Regions from separate parts of the Homo sapiens genome. Here region 1 is linked to region 2. A link is a loop called in an ENCODE intact Hi-C map of the cell type or tissue named here. Cell type or tissue: OCI-LY7. All regions are shown on one strand.

What was found. Hi-C counts contacts between places; a loop is a spot of excess contacts. Peaks named below come from ENCODE experiments on the same cell type or tissue, not always from the same donor. Only the 100,000 strongest peaks of a DNase experiment are listed, where the experiment ranks them.
Region 1: it touches region 2 in a loop (2.7-fold over the local background); 1 of 110 quality-filtered maps calls a loop at or near these places.

What each region holds. Positions count from the first base shown.
Region 1 is chr2:155,293,568-155,301,567 of GRCh38, reverse strand. No RefSeq gene overlaps it. Among named protein-coding and RNA genes, the nearest start is that of KCNJ3, 600 kb to the right of the region's middle. In OCI-LY7, no CTCF peak of the experiment used is centred here; no DNase peak of the experiment used is centred here.
Region 2 is chr2:155,138,975-155,146,974 of GRCh38, reverse strand. No RefSeq gene overlaps it. Among named protein-coding and RNA genes, the nearest start is that of KCNJ3, 440 kb to the right of the region's middle. RefSeq lists an enhancer at 825-884. In OCI-LY7, CTCF peaks have their summits at 957 and 3,155; DNase peaks (open chromatin) are centred at 1,024, 1,954, 3,144 and 5,334; H3K4me3 peaks cover 4,748 bases; H3K27ac peaks cover 5,550 bases.

The DNA.
Region 1 (8,000 bases), 150 kb before region 2:
ACCATGGAGAGTGAGAAAAGTCTTGTATTCAATGGTTCAGAGATCCATGGAGTGTTAGATAATGTCAGTAAACCTACAGAGATTTTCAGGTTTCCTGGCCTGTGGAATAAGTTATGATACATGATGAGTAAGGCTAAGTGTAACCTCTCAAACTTCCTTCTGCCTGCCAAGGTAAAAACAAAAAACAGTATCATATCCTGGAGGATGGTGGTGGGGGATGGGGTGATCAAGTTTAGTAAGATTATTGTAGACTTATAGGATAAAGCAATGGTGGTCACTGTCATATATCTGATTAATTCTCTAGTCTGGCCCCTGAAAAAATATGGTAAGTAACTCTTGGATAATTATTGTAGCCTATTGCAGGCTTAACCAAGTAGTAAACCCAATCCCAGTCACTGAGGCAAATGTGGTATCACTGCTAGAGAAGAAAAATAAGGCCTCACCTACATGATATGTGGCCATTGATTTGGTGAATCACTTCCTTATTTCAAGTTTAAAAAGGGATCAGAAATTTTTCACATTTACATGGGATAGACACAATTATTCAGGCTTTCCTCAGAGTTATGTTAACTTTCCTGCCCACTGTAATTATATATATAAGTATGTATGTATGTATGTATGTATGTATGTATGTATGTATGTATCTATCTATCTACCTACCTACCTATCTATCTTTCTATTTATTCATCTATCTTTTAGAGACCAGGTCTCACTCTGTTGCCCAGGCTGGAGTGCATTGGTACTATCATAGCTCACCGTACCCTCGAACTCCTGGGCTTAAACAATTATCTGGCCTCAGCGTCCTGAGTAGCTGGAGTAGCTGGGACTGCAGGTGCACACCACAGTGACCCATTAATTAAAAAAAACTGTAGTGACCAGGTCTCACTATGTTGCCCAGGCTGATTTTGAACTTCTTTCCTCAAGTGATTCTTTCACCTCAGCCTCCCAAAGTGCTGGGATAACAGGAGTGAACTACTGCAACCAGCATGTACTAATATTATACAAGACTATCTGGCACACCTTGCCATTTCATAGATCCATTACATTGGTGACATTATGCTGATTAGACAGGATGATAAATAGGTGGCTAGTTCACTGGAGGGGCCTTAGGAAAACACATGTATTTTACAGGCTGAAAGATAATCACTATGAAGATACAAGCACTTGCCACATTGGTAGAATTTAGGGATCTTGTGATCAATAATAATCTAGTATAACTTCTCCAAAGTCAGAGACAAACAGTTGCATTTTGCATCCATTACCAAAATGAAAAACCACTGAACCAGGTGAGCCTCTTTGGATCCTGGTGGTAAACCATCTCACACCTGGAAGAAATAAGCTGCAAGTTTAGAATTGAACCTGAAGCAAGAAAGTGTTTTGTAGCAGATCCAGGTCACACTGCAAGAAGCAATGCCGATAAAATCATACATTCCAAAAGAGTCTATGGTATTAGAAGTGGTGGTGATAGAAAAAGATGCTACATGGAACTTATGACAAAGCCCAGTTCTATAGTGAAAATGCAGAAATTTGTGATTCCACAGCAAAGCTAGGTCAACCTCAACAGAGAACTGTAGGGACTTTGAGAAATCTCTCTTGGCATGTTATTGGTAGAGACTAAACACTTGATAACAGAACCAAGTAACTATGCATCTAAACTGATAGTAATGAGCTGGGTTCTGTCAGCCCTATCAAGTTGTAAATTTACACATACTTGTACATTTTAAATGGAACATCTAAGATTGAATCTAGATAGGACTTGATAGCACAAGTAAGCTGCGTGATCAGGTAAATAAAATCCATGTATTACTCTACATGTGCATAGGCACACTTTCCTCAGCTTGCAACCATGGACATATGAGGGTCATGTATCACCAACTGAGAAAGGAAAGCTCAAGTTTGTTTTACAGATGTGTCAGCTACTATGTGGATGAAAACCAATAACAGATGAGTGGAGATGTGAGTGGTGACCTGGTCAGGCAATTAGGGCAGAGGAGACATGGGGCCCTGAATCAAGAGTGTATACAAATACCTGAGCAGTGGCCACTGGCCTGGTCAATTTCTCAGGGACATGACAACAAAATAATTAGTAGATATCAGACAGAGATCTAAGGTAGAAGCATGTCTATGAACACATGATAGTATATGTGAATTTTGAAGATTTTGTATTACTTCTCAGAAAGTATCTAACATGGAAGAATCACTAAACAACCAAGTAGACAAAATTATTCAGCCAGATAAAGTTAGCCAGGCTTCATCATTGGCCATGCCAATCTGTTACAATAGGCAGAGGTATGTGATCATGGTAGTAGAGATGGGGGCTACATCTAGGTCCAAAAGTATGAACTTTTTCTTAATAAAGGCAATCTAGCTTCTGTGGCCTCTGTATTTTCCATTTTCAGCAACAGCAATCAAAACTGCAGCATTGGCCAGCTGTGGTGGCTCATGCCTGTAATCCCAGCACTTTGGGAGGTTGTGGGTGGATCACTTGAGGTCAGGAGTTCGAGACCAGCCTGGCCAACATGGTGAAACCCTGTCTCTACAAAAATTAGCCAGGTGTGGTGACACACACCTGTAATACCAGCTACTCAGGAGGCTGAGGCATGAGAATCCCTTGAACCTGGGAGGTGGAAACTGCAGTGAGCCAAGATCGTGACATTGTGCTCTAGCCTTGGCAATAGAATGAGACTCTGTCTCAAAAACAAAATGAAAGAAAACAAAAACTGCATTATTATTTTTTGTAGCTAGATTATTTTGGCAGTATCAATCAAAATGTAAATATTGCCTATTCTCTAAATTACCAATTTCACTTCTAAGAACATATACTATGAAAATATTTATGTATTTAGGCACAAATTTTGTAACATTTATGATTTGACATATAGCACACACAAATAATATTGTCCCAAAGTATTTCCATTACATTTGCAGTTTGGTTTTGTAAGAAGTCTTTCTCCCTTTCTCCTTTTTTCCTCTCCTTCTGTCTTACTTCTGTTGTTCTGCATTTGTTTTTTGATAAAGAAAAAACAAAAACTTTTAAAACATATGAGGAACCCTAGGTAAGTAACCCTAGGAAAGCTTACACGTAATATAATTTTAGACACTCTGATTTTATCTTTGGTATATGCTGCTGAAAATTTATACTAAGAGGAAATCATACTTGGAAGGCTTTATTTCCTAAGGCCTTGGTGACTCTGGGTGGGAAAACACATTTTCACATTACATGTAACTCTGGTGTGTGAAAAATGAAAACAATATATATATTTAACCCCAGAGCCTTGAAAAGCAGTTAGGAAATCCCTGAGAAAGCAAATGTGATTGTGGCTTCAACTTTGCTTGAAAGTAATTTTTCAACTGCAATCAACTTTTACCTTCCATAAGAAAGGGAACTGAAACTCAAATAAAAGTATTTCATCATGAATGTTAAATCAGGAAAGTTCTTAAAGATTATTTGATCTCAAATCTTTATTTTGTGAGTGATAAAACAGTAGTCTATTTGCTTAAGTCAGATAATAACTATCGGCTGGTTCTGTGCTCTTGACTGTGATCTCCACCCCTTGCTTATTTTACAAAGACCAAGGCAGTCACTGTAAATTTCCTTCCCTTATTTATGATGTTTTCTCTAATTTATAAAAAAATTCTACAAACTATCTTATTAAAAAATACAATTAGTGATTAAATATTTTGAAGGAGAATGACCTTTTAGTTTTAGAAATAATAAAAAATGAAAATTTTATTCCCGTTTGTTTCCTGGAAAATAGGAAATATTATGTTTATTGAAAAAAGAAGAAAATGTTTTGTCACATGCATTGGTTCGTGACTTACGTCACTATTTTCCATATCAGAGAAAAATTAGTATGCTTTTTTTTTTTAGCAATCTTTGATCTTGTAATCTAAGGTTTTATGCTGGATTATAGCAGAATTTCAACAGCAGCAGCACATTTAATTATGAACTTTATATTTTCTTTGTGGATTATCCATTAGATGGCAATATTATAATATATATTTGGAATTTTGAATCTACTTCTATGCAATGCTGAGAGAAATAGTGCTGCTTTTTTATTTTCATAGTTCTAAAATAAGATTTATGATGGATGCTACCTTATAGTTTAAGGATGACTGTGTGCAAGACAATGCTGCTGTGTGGGGCTAAACATGCTGTGCTTGAAAGCCATTTTATGACAAGTTTATACATCTTACACAAAACCTCAAGTACTTCTATCTTTTTAAACTACAGTTCAAACGGTGACTTCAACCTTTGTGATTTTTTATAAAATTTGGCCAACACTTAGTGAGATATACATGTGCTGTAGAAGTGGGAATTCTAGTTTATGACGTATTATTCCAATCAGTGGAGATAAAAAAGGATTTTCCTTATAATTTTTTTTAAATAATAAAATAAGCAAAATTTCAAAATAAAGTAGTGGTAAAGAATGTACTAGTGCTTAGCTATTGTGAATTGTGCAGCCTTTAGACAAATACTTAAGTCCTCTGGTCTCAGAAAGAGTACCACTCAAAATGAGGTCTGTGGACCAATGCCTTCATCACCTGCATCAGCAGCACCAGCAACACCTGGAAACTTAATAGAAGTGCAGATTCTCAAGGGATGCCCAGAACTGCTGAACTATATATTCTGTGGGTGAGACCTAGCAACCTGTAAGTTAACACACACTGTCCAGATGATTCTCATGCCCCTAAAGTTTGAGATGCTCTGCTTTAGATACCCCATTTGAAATGAGGGATTAGACTGTATTTCTGACTGAAGTCACTTTCAGCAGTTAAGTTAAATGGCTTATTAATTATAAGTGAATAAGGAAGGGAATAGTGACGATGAATGATGATGAATAACTGTAATAAAATTAATGTGATTTTATCATCTTCCCGATTGAGTTACATTTTAATGTGTCAGAGGCATAAAAAGATAAAACTATTCTTTCAACAAGAAGGTGTTCTAATATCAGAATGTATACATTTTAATTGTTAGGACTAATTCGATTACCTTCTGAAAGCACATGCTCTTCTTCCTTAATTAAATTTTTCTTATTTTGAGAGACAAGTTCTTCCTGTATTGCCCAGACTGGCCTCAAATTCCCGGGTATAAGCCTCAAATTTTCACCTCAGCCTCCTGAGTAGCTGGGACTATAGTCATGCACCAAGTGCACCAAGCTTAAAATTTGTTATTTTTTAGATTATTGTAGATTCACAGGCGGTTGTAAGAAAGGAAACAGAGATTCCGTGTACTTTTATCCCAGTTCCCCCAAGGGTAGTATCTCACAAAAGTACAATAAAATATCACAGCTAGGATATTGACATTGATATAGTAAAGATAGCTATACCCACTTCCTTCCTGTCCTTCCAATGTTCTAAGTGGATTGCTTACTTTTCTATTGTTGGTTTAAAAAATTGTATACATATTCTACATAATAGTCCTCTGTATAATACCTAGTATGTAAATATTTTCTTCCACTCTGTAATTTATCTTTTTATTCTATTAACGGGGTCTTATCCAAGTCAACAGTTTTTAATTTTGATGATGCTTAACTTAGCAATTTTTCTTTTTATGAATTGTGCCTTTGTTGTAAAGTATAAGAACTCTTTGTCTGGCCCCAGATCTTGAAGGTCCTCTACAGAAGGTTTTATAGTTTTATGTTTAAGTCTATTATGCATTTTGAATTAATTTTTGTACAGGACGTGAGATTTATGTCAAAGTTTTTTTTTTTCTTTGCCAATAGATGTAAATTACTCCAGCACCATGTGTGGAAAGGCTAACCCCTAATTGAATTGGTTTTGAGCATGTATGTTTTTATAAACAACAGTTAAAGCAGGTGGTAAAAAGGAGGATATATGAAATTGAACAAATAAAATTTTAGGAAGTTATTAGGGAAGGATAAAAGGAAATGGATTAGCGCTGAGTACATTTGTGTGTCTCATGTCAGTTTGTGTCCTTTATGAGAGCTAAAGAGGAGGGAAAGAAATAAATACCTTTGAAGGGGGACTAATCAGCATTAATCAATTATACAAGAAAGTAGAGAAAGAAAGAACATAGTGCAATAAGACTCCACAATCTGTTTAAACATATGCCTTCAGGGAGCCAACAGGAATTCCGGTGAAGATGGGTAAGCATCTTCCTTATTTATTCTGTTGTAGGCATCCTCCAAGTGGGAGCACCAGACAATGCTTTGAGATTGAGATGAGAGTGAAATAAAAACTCTTTTATTTTGCTTAAATTATCTGTAGGCGCAAAAAACTCTAAAATGTAAGTAGTATAAATCACAGTGATTCAATTAATATAATCCAGGTTTAGAAACATAATATTACTTGTTTTAAAATTTCCTCTCTTCCTTGCCTCGTCCATTCCTTTCTTTTCTCAGTCAGGTGAAAAGCCACACCACTGTTCTGAATGTTGTGTTTAAGATTCCCTTGCCTTTCATCATAATTCTATGTGCTCTTTTCCTATACTTTATATAGTTCAATTTTATATGTATATGAAGGAATTAGGCTTCCTGTATTCTCCTATAACTTGTGTTTCTCGGTCATAGCTAAGATTTTAAACATGTTTTTGTTGGTGTGCGTAGCTGTAATGCATTCATTTTCAGTGTTGTCTCACATTCTAGCCTGTAAATACAGGTGGAACCTTTAGGTCATTCCTCTTTCAGTGCTCAGTAATGTTCTTCCCAGGTGTCTCTAATGTATGCCCATTGATATTCTTGAGCAGGACTCTTGGAGCATATAAATAGCAAGAATTCCTCTAGGGTGTATTCTCAGGAATGGAAGTGTTTTGCATATCTTCAAATTTATTATGTAATGTCATTCCAGGCTTGTTGTTCTATATTACATTATCATAAGCTATTTGTTCTTCTGAATGTTCCACATCTTTTCTAATAATTGACATTTTCAGATTTTAATATTCTTGCCTATCTAGTATATGTGTGAAATGACATCTTATTGTGGTTTTATTTTTGATTCTTCTAATTTTCAATTTGATTAAAGTAAATCTTTAAAAATTATGTTGGTGCAAAAGTAATTGCGGTTTTTGTCATTACTTTTAATGCACCAACCTAATAGTTACTAGTTGTTTCTTCCTATATAGTGTCTTCACAATATTTTTCCCTGTTTTTTAATTGGATCACTTATCTTTTCCTTGTTTAGTCATTCTTTATTTATAATATATATATTATGATACATGCACACAAACATTTATATCCCTTATATAACTGAAAATATGTTTTTCTCATTTGTTGCTTGTTTTTTGGTTTGTTTTGCTGTCTCGGTGTGAGCAGAAGTCCTTAATTCCCAAACAATGACCTAAATGGTTTTTGGTTTATATATTTTTAAAGAAATTCTTCTTAGTCCTGAAGTAATAAGTACATATTCCTCTATTGTCTTCTCAAAGCTTTATAATTTAGTTGTTCACATGTAATTTTGTAGTTAAGATAATGTTTACTTTTGTCTCTGATATGAGGTATTAGTCTGGCTTTATTTTTTTTTCTATATGGACAACTAATTGTTCTAGCGACAGTTATCAAAGATTCTATCCATTACACAGTAGTCTGCAAAATCAGCTCTGTTTTAATCAAGTTCTCAAGTGTATATTTACAAATATCTATTACTGATCTTTATTCTGTGTCCACGAATCTCTCTGTCTTGCCTTTGGCAATACTACAATTTAATTTTTAGTTTTATAATGATATTCAGTATATGGTAAGGTGAAGTCATTTATGTTGTTCCTTTTCTTCATGAGTGTCTGTTATTCTCAGTTCATTTTTTTCCATGTGCATTTACAGATTCAGTTTCTACATTGCTACAAAAATACCATTGTTTTCAAATTGCATTTGGATCTATACTGAATAAGTCAAAAATAGTTTATTCAAATATTTAGTTTTAAAATCAATGAGCATAGTTTATTAATTTAGGTTTTCTTTATTTGAGTCTTCTTGAATGTAATTCTATAAAGTTTTATAATATTTTTAAAAAGTTTTGGTTATTATTTGTTAGATTTATTC
Region 2 (8,000 bases):
GTGTGGCATATTCATATTATAGGATGCTTCATGTCAATAAAAATAAACTGAAATTATGTGTGACAACACTGATAAATCTCAGTAACATAATGATAAGCAAAAACGCTATATTCAAATGTTACATACAATAAGATTTTATGTATATGCATTTCAGAAGTAGGCAAAGATAATTAACGGTGTAGTTCAAAGGGGGTAACAGATGATGGTAGAGGTAATGACTATGAAACAAACTTACCATGTTATGTTTTCAATGAGTAATAGTATATACAAATGTCAGGAATGGAACATGCCTTTTCTCTCTTTACTTTCTAATTTATTTTAAAATCAAGTTTTCTAAACTAGAGATTTGCCTTTGCCTGGTGGTAACAAATGAAGAGTATTTAAGAAAGGTTCTGAAAGAAATATGATCAAATATGCAAGCCCCACTGATCCAAAGCTACCTTGTTGAAAAGACATCTCACAAATCTGAATCAATGCATATGGATTCAGAACAATACAAGTCAGATTCACTTAAATTGTCCATCTTTTATTCCCCTTTAAATCAAATATCAATAACCTTGGGGAGGTGATGCTGGCATTCAAATTAAATGACTTCTGGTTTTTCATGTTGTAGACCCGTTTATAATCTTCCCTCGTCTCAATTAGCCAAATAGGGAAGAAGAGATATTATTAATTATCTTATCGATCCACTTGTCACCTGAATAAAGTAGAAACATAGTGATTTGTTTTGCTTAATATGACCTCAGGAATCACAGCAAAAATAGTCAAGCTCCCAACTGTGCTCATTCTCTGCTACAAACTAAATTGTATACCCAGGCCTGTTACCTCTCCTTCCCCCTTATCTTTTATTATGTGTTACACAGGGTGTAATTTTGCTAAAACAAGCCCTTTAATTATACATTGCCAAAAGTGTCACCTACTGTTAAACGATTCCTGTGCTGCAGACAGAAGAAACCATGAACCCTGCAAGGTTCTGAAGTTTCCATTACGTGCACAGACCCCAAGAACAGCTGTTAACAAATCTGTTGGTGGTTTTGTGTAAAAAGCAGCCAGGCTGTGCTCCTGCTGTACTTTTGGTCAGAGAAAGCAATTTGCATTTTGACAGGCTTCGTGGGCAGAAGAAAAAACAGCACAGGTATAATAATAGCTCTAAATGAAAGATTTGGAGCAATGTTTTACTAATATTGAAAGTTTCCTTAAATAATGAGCAGCAATTAGAGAAAAATTATCTCAGGAGAACAGCAATATTAAGACTGTTTACTGATAACATAGACGAGAGTATTATTTTAAGGAACTTTAAGAAAAAGACGTGTGATTTAATATTTTATTAGACTGTTTAACATAAATTTTATCAAAATGAAACAGAAGATAAACTTAGGTAGTAATGTAGAGCAATTTTTCCTTTAAGAAAACTTAATAATTATTTCAGTTCTCCATTCTCTTACGTTATAAAATCTTTATCTATTTTGAACCTATTTTCCCACATACTTTTAAACTGTAATAACTTACATGTAAATATAGAGTATATGTATTGCTGCCAACCAAAATACTTAACTCTGTATTGCAATTGCTGCTCTGTTTTACGATTAGACCTTAAACATAGTGATCTAGAATTGAGCATGGGCCTTGCTGAATTTAAATACTAAGTCTAAATTTACTGTCTGCATTACCGTACTTAAATTATTTTACTTTAAGTTCCTCATTAAGTAATATAATACCTTCAAAAAATTTTACATTGAACACAGATCTCAAAATAAAATAATTTACATTTATAAAATGTTAATAAGAAAGTAATGCTTTATTACTGTGATAGAAGTTGATTGTATTTATCAATATTTGGTTTTTCTCTGCTTGCTGGACATACTTAAACACATTCTACAGACATTTTGCTTCTGAATGGGACCACAAGACACAATTCTGGCTAATGGAATGTGTGTTGCAGAATGGTGTGCCACTCCCAGAGCTGACCAAAAAAGCAGTCTTAAAAACACTCTCTTCTCTCCAAGGCCCTAGAAATAGCAGACACAATACAAGGTGGGGTCTCCCTAATCAGAGCTTGGAAAATAGTTGGGTACAAAGGCCACACAACAAGGATCAAATGTATTGGACTTCACATAAATGAGAAATAAAATTGCCCAGGAGATTTTGAGGATAACTTTTTTTAAGTTACCCTTTGCTAACTGACGTTATTATGTAGATATTTAAGCAGAATATGCATCTATTTCTAAGAAAATATTCACTCTATATTAACTTCCTTAACCCATCAGGATGTTTTTTGTTGTTGTTATTGTTTTGTAGAAAAGCCAGAGAATTTAAACGCTCATGTAATAAATATTCTAGATGAGAAACTTCAAAAACAAGTACTAAAAAATAGTACTTTAACAACCGAAGAAATGCATAATTATTTTAAGTCTCTAAAATCTTATCCTAACTATCTGTTACATAATATTAAATAAGCAGATGATTTTAAGGAGATAGTTTTATTCTATTTGCATGTTTGTTGAGAATCCATGCTATGCTGTGTTGGGGTCAGAAAACAAGACCCTAAAATGAAGGACTCAGAAGCAACCTCACAAGTAAACGTTTTTCTCTGACCTTCTCCTGTTCTGCTGCTTCTCAGTCCCATTCTCTCCAGAGGCTAGCTGTAGAAACTAGACTCCCTCTTCCCTAGGGCAGGCCATTGAAACCAGAACTGCTTTTCCCCAAAGACAACCATAAAACCTAAAAACATTACTCCAACTTTCCCTCCATCTTTCTGTGTAAAAAGTGGCCATAAAGAAATTATCCGACCTACCTTCTTTGGCTGTAAGTCATAACACCCCATTTCCAGAAAAAGTCCTGCCCCCACTCAGAAAGGAGAAAACATGCATAGAGAGGCCAAGAAGAATGTAAACAGACAGGCCTTGCTGGGCTTCTCCTCTGTCTATTAACATTAGATCATATGCTTTGTATACAATTATATATCTACACAGCTGTCCATACTTTGTTGAACCTAAGCAAATAAATAGACTATTTCCCCCTATATCTCTGTGTCTTCATTTTGAAAGCTCTCATGTATACATGTTAAATAAATTAGTATGCCTTTTCTCCAATTTATCTGTTTTCTGTGAGTTGATTTGTCAGCAAACCTGCAGAGGGCCAAGCAGAACTTTCCCCTTTCCCCTTACAGCTGTTATTGTTAGGTACAGAGAAAGATGTAAATCTTTCCTCTGTAAAAATAAAAACAAAAATGGCTTATAAGTAAGTGTACTACTGATAGGTATTTAATTATCAATAAATAGTGTGTTAACTCTATAATTCTTGAGTATATGGTATCTTTCAGACTAAAACTCAATCTCTTTGCTCGTAGTTTTATTATGATATTCTAATCTAGTTGTAATATGATATATTGGATTAATATAGCTAAGCATAATTATTTTATAAAAAGGTTTCAGATAAAGTAATACATACATATTTAAAATATTTTCTTGGAAAATGAACTACAAAGCAATATGCGAAAGTGGAAACAGCTTTCTTGGATAAAACTTTTAAAATAATACTTCTTAAGTATGATGTAACATTTTTTTCTAACATAGCTCTATGTTGACTAGACAATATATTTAGAAGATAAAAAGATAATGATTTATTTTAGTGACTCTCTGTCTGACTAACACATTTCTCATTTACACATTTTCCTTGAAGCTCTCAAAACAGCAGCAGCCGCTACAAGGCCCTGAGATTTCCAAGGCGTACATCTGCATGGCCACAGATTTCATCTCCCTCCCATCTAATTACTTTGTTTTCTTTTTGTCTTCTGCTAATCTCTGTCGATCTAACTTTCTAACATCTCACAGCTCAATACATTCTTTTTGCCTCCAACTTGGTCTTTTTACCTGTGAATCACTTCCCCACTGAAGGTCTAACATCTTAGTCCCACAATGAGTACAGTTTTTTAGAAATGATATTTCCAAATTGCCTGTGGCAAACTCAAAGCTTGGCATGTGATCCTTTTCAATGCTGCAGCTTTGAGAAATATATAAAGGATCTTAATAAGCTTTGCTTTTGTGTAAATTCAAGCTGTAGTATGGATAGGAAGTTCCCAGTTGGTTCAGAGACATCCTAACTGATATTGAAAATACAAACAGTTAAGCCAGCAGTATGAGGTAGGCCAAAGATCAAGACAGAACAGATGGGTCTAGCGAGAGTTTAGTTCAGACAGTTGAGGATCAAAATGGCATAAATCCATATGAAGTGCAGATCAATCAGGTAGACTGAATAAACAAAGAGGAAAAAAAATCCCCAAAAGTCAAGCCATTGAAGCTATCTTAATACATACTAAGCAAATATTTCTAAAATTTCATTTAATATAAAGAATCACATAGTAGCCTTTCCTTCTCTTCATTGCCAGACTTCTTCAAAGTTCTATAAAATAGTCTACCTTTATATTTTCAACTCTTATTTACTCACTTCATCATCTCTTTACAATCAAATTTCTGTCTCCACTGCCCTATAGAGATTTCTTCCTTTAGGGCCAAGAATAGACTTTTAATTGAGAGCTAATTGTTTCTATGCCTTCAACTTTGGCACTGCTTACTCACCCTTTTATTAATAAAATGCTTAGCAGTGAACTCTTAGCCTCAGTGGAATCATTTTTTTTCTGGTTTTGATTCTATGTTACAAACTTGTGCCTCCATTAGTTTTTAAATTACTTTTTCATTAGCTGAATCAGACTATATTTCAATGTGCTTGTAAAAACTGTTACCACCTCACCTCTTAAAACACTTGTTCTCACACCATATGCTTCGGATTTACAGTGCTTCTTCTATTTGCTTGTACATGACCTTGTTATGGGCCATCCTCTCTGTCTAAGGTGTCTTTTGTACTTTTTATCTGGTTAAATACTACTGGCCAAGACAGAATTAACATTTCTCTCATCTTGACTAAACTTTAGACGGGCATCCACCCCTCCCACATAGTCACCTGTAGAATTCAGGTGGCCTAACCACAGAGACCTTACCTCCCTTTTCTTAGCACATTTACTTTAGAACATTTGTAGCTGCAACTTTTTTCCTCTGCCCATTTGAGATGCAAATCCTTTAAAAAGCCTCCTTGCCAGTTGTACAACCCAGGACTATCTATCTCAACTACCTGAAGGCAATCCCCTTGAAATGTAATTATCAAAAATAAAAAATAATACCCCTTATCTCTCAGTCTCTGTGGAAGGATGGGGCTACTGTTGGTAGGAGCCTTTCTCGAAGTTGTAAAACTCCCTGCTGTCATAAAGATGCGAAAGAGCTTACCTTTCCTTTGGGTAAGGCCAATTAGCAAATACAGGTGGCCTGTGATCCTCCTATAGGAAATGGCCCCTGAAAGAGGCTTCGTCTTCAGAAAGGGAAACCTTCAGACCACAGCAGCTCTGTTAGAAGGAGACTAAGATGGGTTTTACCATCCTGATCATACTCACCTCTCTTTCTCTAATGTCCTGTCAATACATATCTGAAAGTCAGAGGTTCAGAGAGCCTGATGCAGGTCACATACCCACAGAGCTAGGTGGAGAAGGATAGATAGTAGACATAAAGAACCTAATAAAAGATTTTTTATATATGTATCTATGTTTATGTATATGTATATATGTATATGAATATATGTATATGTATATTCATATACACACACACATAAATATTTATATCCCAGTTTGTAAGCTAGTTGAGTCATTCATCAATCTACCCACTCATCCCTTCAAAGGACGTTTTTTTTTAATGTGATTGGCAATATATTAGGTCCTGGAGATTAAAAAAGAAATCAATACAGCATTAAAATAATGATTGCATTGAATTGCTACTACAGAAACATTTCCAAGTATTGTGGAATTTTAGGAAACAAAGGTACAGAAGCAGTAAAATTTTTATTGTCATTTGCTTTAAGGCTTATAAATAAGCACATTGCCAAAAAAGAAGTGGAAGCAAGGCTTGATGGATGTGAGTGGTTTCGTGTATCTGGACTATAAAATCTGTGAAAAAGATAGAGAGGAAAGATGTTGGTAAAATAATAGCAAGCTAGCTAGCTAAATAGATAAGTGGATAGATAGATAGATAACAGAAAATCACCGTGGAGACCAAGAAAGGAATGATTACAGTAATTACCCAATAGTGTCCTAACTGTGGAACACTCAAAAAAGTAAGACTGAAAATTGACCTTTGAGTTTTTGATTGTGAAAAGAGTATTATTGATCTTCACAAGACTTGCAGGTGGAAAATTATAAAAGGTTTAGATTTTATTCAAACCTGAAGAAATCTAACTACTTATTACATAAAAAACTCAAAAAGATAAATGATGAAAAGGAAGAATTACCTTGAATTGAAGTATAATGTTGAGTTAAAAAATGAACTGTTTTTCCTCTGCTCTCACACAACAATCAACACAGAACACTTCTGGGACCAAGTATCTGGGGATTTTTCCCCACCAGCAAGCAAGCAATTGATTCTGCAGTGGACACCAGCTGGGTGTTCTCCAATTCCACACTATCTACTGGGAGATAGCATCAGACCCCACAGGTTTAGGACTCAATCCACTTCTGATGCCAATCACGAGCCTTGGGTTATTTTATTTGTGTTTCTGGCCAACCAGCTATAAGTCATAGTTCCCACAACCTCTTCCTTGGGTTTGATTAATTTGCTAGAGTGGCTCACAGAGTTGAGAGAAACACTTATGTCCACCAGTTTATTATAAAGTATATTACAAGGGCTACACCTGATAAGATGCAGAGAGCAAAATACGGGAGAAGGGTCACAGGGCTTCCACACCCTCTTTGGGTACATCATCCTCCAGGAACCTTAATGAGTGCAGCTATCTGGAAGCTCCTTATACCATCCTCTTGGTCCTTTTATGGAAACTTCATTGCATAGACATAATTGAAGCATCAATAAGGGGGTAGAAATGTGATTGGACAAAAAGGGTATGATCTAAGACAAACAGAGTGGGGAAACCCAGCAAGTTCTATCTATCTGTTCAGATTCTTTTTTGGCCTCCCTGTGCAACATTTTCTCCTCCAGGGTATGGGGCAGAACCCCTTCTGAAATGGTGGTTTCATGACTTATAATCAGACAAGGTAGGTCAGAGAATTTCTTTGTGACCAGCTCCAAGACAGAAAGGCCGGAGGAAATTAGGGTATATTTTTAATTTCAGTGGCCTGCCTTGAGGCGAAAAAGGAGCAGGTGAAAGGAGGGCAGAAAAAGGTCAAAGAGAAAGAAATTCTGTGTCTGAGGCCTGATTCTGAGGTCTAAGGCATCCCAATATTATAACAAAAGATGATCTTTCACTTTTATCTCTCTGAAGTTGCTCCAAAGTTGCTTCAGGAAACAAGGACAAAAGGCCAAATACTTTAACAAAAGATATGCTTATTGTTTTAGTCACTTAGGAAATAACAAAGGTTATGGGGGTTATAAGCCAGGAACTGTGGACGAAAACCAATATGTATATATAGTAATATAACAGGCATGTTTCTCATTTTTTCCTTTACCTTTTTGCTGGTAGAGGAGAAGATTTTATTGATGGATTCCATCTTTACTGCCTTTCAAACCCTGCCTTTCTCCTCAGAGGAAATAAAAAGATTAAACAATTGTTCTATAAACAGCACATGAATTGTTCTAACCTGATATTATCAGTAATTCTTAAATATGTGTTTATCAGGAACTCAGTACAAATTCAGTATTTTTAGTCTATTATATTGTTGCGGCCCAGAACACACCACCCCAAAATATGACTGGAGAAGACGAGAATATTTCAGCCTAATATATATGTTTTTGGAATATTTTAAGCACATTATTCACATTAGTTTTAGAACCTGCAGACACAGAAGTATCTCTGAAAAGCTGTCCTTTTGTAAATATATATAAAGGAAACCTGCATTTGTAAAAGTATCTCTATCAGGAAGATAGTGGGCTGCTTCCACACAACTTTTATTACCTGAAAGACTTTTTATCAGAATAATAAGGCAATCTTTATTCACCATATATTTTCTC